2 separate regions of the Mus musculus genome follow, and region 2 is linked to region 1. The links are chromatin loops, found by intact Hi-C in ENCODE. Cell type or tissue: left cerebral cortex. All regions are shown on one strand. Links, peaks and the distances in the headings refer to the core of each region. The heading gives the core; the rest is flanking DNA.

Evidence for each region. Peaks named below come from ENCODE experiments on the same cell type or tissue, not always from the same donor. Only the 100,000 strongest peaks of a DNase experiment are listed, where the experiment ranks them.
Region 2: a loop joins it to region 1, with 5 times the contacts of the local background. A loop is called at or near these places in 3 of 42 quality-filtered maps.

What each region holds. Positions count from the first base shown.
Region 1 is chr1:22,803,606-22,806,515 of GRCm38, forward strand. It overlaps Rims1 (regulating synaptic membrane exocytosis 1), which reads right to left and starts at 2,553. Exons shown (of 35, transcript NM_183018.4): 1 at 1,956-2,553. The coding sequence starts at 2,119. In left cerebral cortex, for the core only: no CTCF peak of the experiment used is centred there; DNase peaks (open chromatin) are centred at 763, 773, 926, 1,562 and 2 more places; H3K4me3 peaks cover 2,500 bases; H3K27ac peaks cover 2,500 bases.
Region 2 is chr1:22,938,612-22,941,521 of GRCm38, forward strand. No RefSeq gene overlaps it. Among named protein-coding and RNA genes, the nearest start is that of Gm7759, 42 kb to the left of the region's middle. In left cerebral cortex, for the core only: no CTCF peak of the experiment used is centred there; a DNase peak (open chromatin) is centred at 1,418.

The DNA.
Region 1 (2,910 bases), core at 229-2,728:
GCCTCCATCTACCTGCTGTCTGCAGCAAGCACCAACAGGAACAGCAGCGAATCTGCAAATGCTAGCCAATTATACAGTGTCTAGGACAGGTGGCAGGGGCTGCAGTAGTGAGGACAGATGGACCAACAACCTGACAGACAGACAGACAGCAGCACCATTAAGACATCATTACTTCCAGGCTCAGAAGAGGGGAAGCCTGCAGCATGGGGTTGGGGCAGTGTCATTCTTTCACTAGGGACAGGAAGCAGATTAATGAGGGTTCTGCCTCCCTCAAGCTGGCAGGCTTGAAGTATTTGGTTTTTTGTGGTTTTTTTTTTTTTTTTTTTTTTTTGGTTTTCCCCTGGATGAGAAGGAGCAGGGAATTCAGAAACCTGCAGCTCTTATAGAGCCAGGCTAGCTCTGGCCTTCTAAGTTAACAGCCTTTTATTTTCCCAGAGTCTATAATGAAAGAGGAGGAATCACTGAACCCCTACTATTTTGCTGTGGCCTGACAGCCACATCTCTCCCTCAGTATAGCCCTCCCTACTCTACAGCAGTTGCTTTTGCTCAGAGGACCCACAGTCTGTGGTTGCAGCTTTCCCTATGCCTCTCCTGTTAGGCTCAGCTGCACTGAAGAAAAGAAGATGCCTTCCCAGCCAGCACCTTCCCTTCAGGAGGCCATTCTAGGGAGTTTGAGAAAGGCCATGATGGGTGTGCCCTGTGCCCTGGTATCACCCCCTGCTCCCTCTCTAGACTTCCCTGCAACCAGCTAACTCTAGATGCAACAGGTTCCCTTTGGCTCTTCATGTCATTTGCTTGCCCCAAATCCACCTTCTGCATAAGCAGAGGATACCAAGACATTGGTACCAGTCAGGGAGTCTACATTCCACCACCCCAGAGAGGAAAACTTTACTAAAGGGAAGACAGAGTTGAAATCCCCTTCTACTTCACGCCACCGGAGAGGCTAAGAAGCCAAGGCCAGCATGTATGGCAGTCCTTGCAAGCAGTTCTGAAGCAAAGGGTAGTACAGTCTCACAGACTCCTGCACTACCAATAGTCAACCCCATCCCCTCCTCATGCCCAGGAAAATGGGGGCACCAGGCACGGGTCCCCTAAAGGGCTGATGGGTTCTGTAAACAGGGCATGTGTAGATATTTAATCCCCGACTGCTTCCTTTGGGAAATGGGAAGGCCCCAGAGGTCTCTTAGAAGCCAGTAATGAGAAACCCTTATTTTATTTCAGGCCAGAGTTACCAATCAGCTGCTGTCATTACCAAAAAAACTTTGTACTGCCAGTGGCCTTGCATGCGGATAAGAAAATGTGTCTTCATACAGTTATTCTGTGTAGAAGCCTCAGAATCAAAGGTTAAAGGGAAGCTGGGAATGCAGGTTACCAAAGATGGCAACTGCCCAAAAAAGACCCAACCTTTGCATTGTAAAATGAATGAGCACCAAAACAAACACTAAAAATAAGCCTTTTTATTATATAAATACCAGCAAGCACCCTTCACTGTTGTAACTCAGATGTGCTCAACAACTCCAAGGAGGAGCTGCCCTCACCATCTCTACCTCCACCCTTTTCTCCACTCATGCCCTGGTCCCTAATCTGCCCTCAGCCCAGAGCTCCTACCATTGGGTGGGATCAGCTTCACTTGGCGCTGCATATCTCACCCCACGGTGGTCCCCCTGTCCACTCAGTCCTCCTGGGCACTCCTGGCTCAAGCCATCTTCCTGGGGTCCTAGGTTTTTGGCTTTGTGGGGTCCTCTCCTTTCTCCGGACTCCCAGACTTCTACCCTGCTCAATCCCGAGGAGGGGCCCCTAGCCCCAAGGTGGGCACCTCTGCCCTCACCCCTGCTCCCTCGTCAGCCCCTCCCCCACACTCAACCCAGAGGACCTGGTGAGTGAGTAGTGAATGGATGGATGGAGGCACCACCGAGGGATGGATGGCGTGCCCTGGGGGGTTGGGGGGTGCTTACTTGAGCATGGCCTCTTCTTTTTCCTCCTCTTCCTTCTGCCGGTCCATCACTGCCATGATAATGTTCCTCTCCTCCTCGGTCAGGTGGCTCAGGTCGGGCAGTTCTTGCATAGGGGGAGGCACCGTGGGTGGGCGAGGACCTCGGGGCCCCACGGCCGAGGACATTTTTCGTGGCCTGCCCGCCCCCTCGGCTCGCTGGCTCTGGCTCTCACCTTTCGGATTCACGCCCCGCAGCTGCGCCCCTGCTTTCCACGCTCACAGCGAAGCCCTCCCGGCGGCGGCAGCGGCGGCGGCAGCGGCAGCAGCAGCGGAGCCGGGGACAGCGAGGACCCAGTCTCTCATGATGCTCTGCCTCCCGCCGAGCCCGGATGCTGCCTTTGTTTGGGTCGCCCTGGCGAGGCTCGGGGCCGCCTGGCCGCCTCCCGCAGCCCAGCCTCGGCCGGCGGGGGCGGGCAGGCGGAGGCTCGGCGAGAGGGCGAGGGCTGGCGCTGAGCTCCGGAGCACGGCGGCCGGGCGCGGGCTGGGCTGGCGGGCCGGGGGCGGGGCCGGGCCGGGGCCGCCCGACGCTGCTTGCTCGCGGGCTCCGCTGCCTCCAGTTTGGGGCTGCGGGAGGGAGAGGGAGAGTTTGGGTGTCAGTTAGGCGGAGTCTCGGAGCTTCGCTCCCGGGTGATGCTGCTGCTCTCGCAGACATAAGCTGCCAGCCACTCAGTCCCGGAGCCGCTCCGCCCACGGGCACCACCCACCCACTCCCCGGGTCCGAGCCACGCGTGCCCTGGCCATTCCCCCCGCCCCACGCTCGCCGACGTGCATACTCCACTGATCTCTCCCAAGGTACCCCTCACCCTGAGTCATCCTCCCTCTCCCAGGTCCTGGTCCATGTCATCCTCCCCAGCCCTATTTTCCCATGGGTTGCTTTAATCATCTTCATCCTCGCCACAGTCTTCATCATTGATGCT
Region 2 (2,910 bases), core at 221-2,720, 130 kb after region 1:
GGGATGTCAACTGTTATTGGACATGATCAGGTCTTTCTTTAGGCAGCCATGTTTGAGATTTCATGGGTGTAGCTTCCTTGCCATAGCTAGAAGGAACAATAGTGTAGCATATGTCCTGTACCTTCAGATCTTACACATTTCCCCCTCCCCTTTCATAAAGTTGAGTGAGCCTTAAGCATAGAGGTTACGGTGTGTATGTAATTGGGGGCTTTAGGCACACAATTGTTCTTTGCATTTTGACCACCTCTGGCTTTCTAGAATATATCCATCTGATGATTAAAAAAATCTTCTTCGATGTGGGGTAAAAGTAAGAACAAGGATAAGTATTTAGACTGTGGTTATAAATTATAGTGGTTTGGGGAAATAACAGTAAGAGGTGTTCTTCTAGGTTGCAGGATTTCACCAGCTGTGGGTATAGGCACGAATCCCCACCTATTGTGGTGGTCATTTAGTCCAATTAGGTGGCTGTCAGTTACCCTGTAGAAGTAAGCACCAATATTGTACTTTTAGAGATATCTTGCTGTGCTGATCATTGCTGTGGTTCATAGATTTTTACAGCTGGGTTGGACTATTGATTGGTGCTCTCCACTGGCAGCTTGTGTCTCGTCTTCAGCTAGTCCTTTGAGTAGAATTTCCAAACAGTTCCAGCTTGATCCTCCTCAATGTGGTCACAGTGTATGCTTTCTTCAGAAATAGGATCACACCTTCAAGTTCTGGGAGGCAACCAAAGACAGTGGCATTAACCTATATAATTATGAGTTCCTGTTTAACCCAACCAAACAATAGCTCAAATAAAAAAACTTCCATGCCTGGCACTGGGGTATTTGTAAGATAGTCTTTGGCTCATTTATGTCATATATATATACATGCAAACACATTTACTTATATACACACATTTATACATACATATATATCATATCAGTGAATTATTTGGATAACTGGATATGGATAATTTGGAGTGTTTAAATCTATAGTTACCACATAAAATGTTCCTTAAAGATTTTTTTTAGTACGTGTTAGTATAGTATAGTTAGCAGCATGTTTCATATCCACCCCTTTCTCATAGAATTTGTTGTTATTAGGAAATTAACACAGACAGAAATTATTTTTATTATACACAGTTGAGTAAATGTCGATGAGACTGTGAGATGTTTTGTCACCTTGGAATCTTCAAAGGATCTTTGGTTATTCTAGAATGCTTATCATAATCAAAGCCAATGTAGCCAGAGGCAGCCCGTCAAGGGGAGCAAGCTCAGCCTACGAACCACCATCACACCTCCTCACACCACTCTGACGTTCATTTCCATCCCTTCATTTCCTTCCAGGCTATGTGTGGAGGATGCCCTTCTCTGCTAAGTATGTCTCTGGAGATGCCATACTTTCTCTCCCCCTCATCTCTGATGTCATCCCCAGTGGCTCTAGGGAGTGAGGGAGGAAAATGACTCATCCACCATGCTCCTGAATGGGAACCAAAGTCACAAAAGCCATAGAGATGGTGGCAGCAAAAAGTGCAAGGAGAGTGGAGGAGAAGTGTTAAGAAGGAAGTATTTGCATGTGTTGCCAGATCTCATCCTCTCGGTCCTCATGTCGTTGGACGATGGTGCAATGGAATGAGCAGACATACTTGCTTTGGAGTCAGCTCTGGCTGAGACATCTGACAGAATTCTAAAGCATCAATGAGCCTCTTTGGTTTGGGTTTAGGATTTCTTTCTTTCTTTTTTCTTTTTCTTTTTTAATATAGTGTATCAAGCGGAAAAAAATACCAGAGACTCACATCCAGATAAGATAAGCTTATGCGGAAATTAAAGAATTTCACACGAGGCATCTCCTCGGAGAGTTAGTTGCTTGCTTAGACATACACAGGGCATGCCTCTCTACTGGGCAGGTCTACTGAGAGTAACACAGGGTCGTTTTGATTTGAATTTTTCCTGGCGGTCCTGTGAAGGCTTGATGCCCCAGTATAGGGGAAGGTGAGTGTAGGGAGGTGGGGGCGGGTGGGTGGGTGAGGAGCACCTTCATAGAAGCAGGTTAAGGGGGAGTTGGGTAGTGGGTTTGCAGAGGGGAAACTGGAAAAGTTACATTTGAAATGTAAACAAACAAGATAGTCAATTTAAAAGAGAGAGAGAGTAACACAAAAGCAAACAGGAGAGTCACTAAAGAAAGGAGTATCGGAGCAAAAAGGAAGGAGACAGCACAAAGTGCTCAGCAAATGTCCTGCCTTCCTTAGGGTGGCTGTCCGTACTTAACTCCGAGGTGAACAATGGATTTCTGAGATCAGAACATTCTAGACATGAAACAGGAATTACTTACTTATGCCCCTCGCCCACCCACTCTCCCCAAGTACATATCCTCTGGTTTTCATTTTTGTAGACATACAGGTCATTGACTTCCTGGCAGCAGATCGCTAAGACTTTCTTATTATTACCTATAATCTAATTGCTATGAGTACCACTAAACACGAAGTTAATGATGTTCACGCAACCCAGTACAGCTATAGAAAACAGCTTCACTGGACTGCTGAAAAGAAACCCATCTGCTTGAAAATCCATTCTAGCATAATAAGTAAAAAAACTTGGAAAATGTCACTACCTCTGTCTTTGATGGTGAATCCCCTCTACAAAAGGCTAACTTCATTCATCACTGCTTTCAAGTTCACAAGTGCCTTTTCCCAATCTTGTTTCTACCTTGCTGCATCCACATGTACTAATAATGAGGTGGGAAAATCTTCTATCTTCAGGTAGGTTGGAATGTCAAATGATTGGAAGACACATAGCTTTCGATACTGAGCAATAATATGCTTGTGTGTGTGTGCAGGTGTGCTTGTATGTGTGAGCGTGTGTGTGTGTGTGTGCATATGTGTGTGTTTGTGTGTGTGCATGTATGTGTTTGTGTGTGTGCATGTGTGTGCAT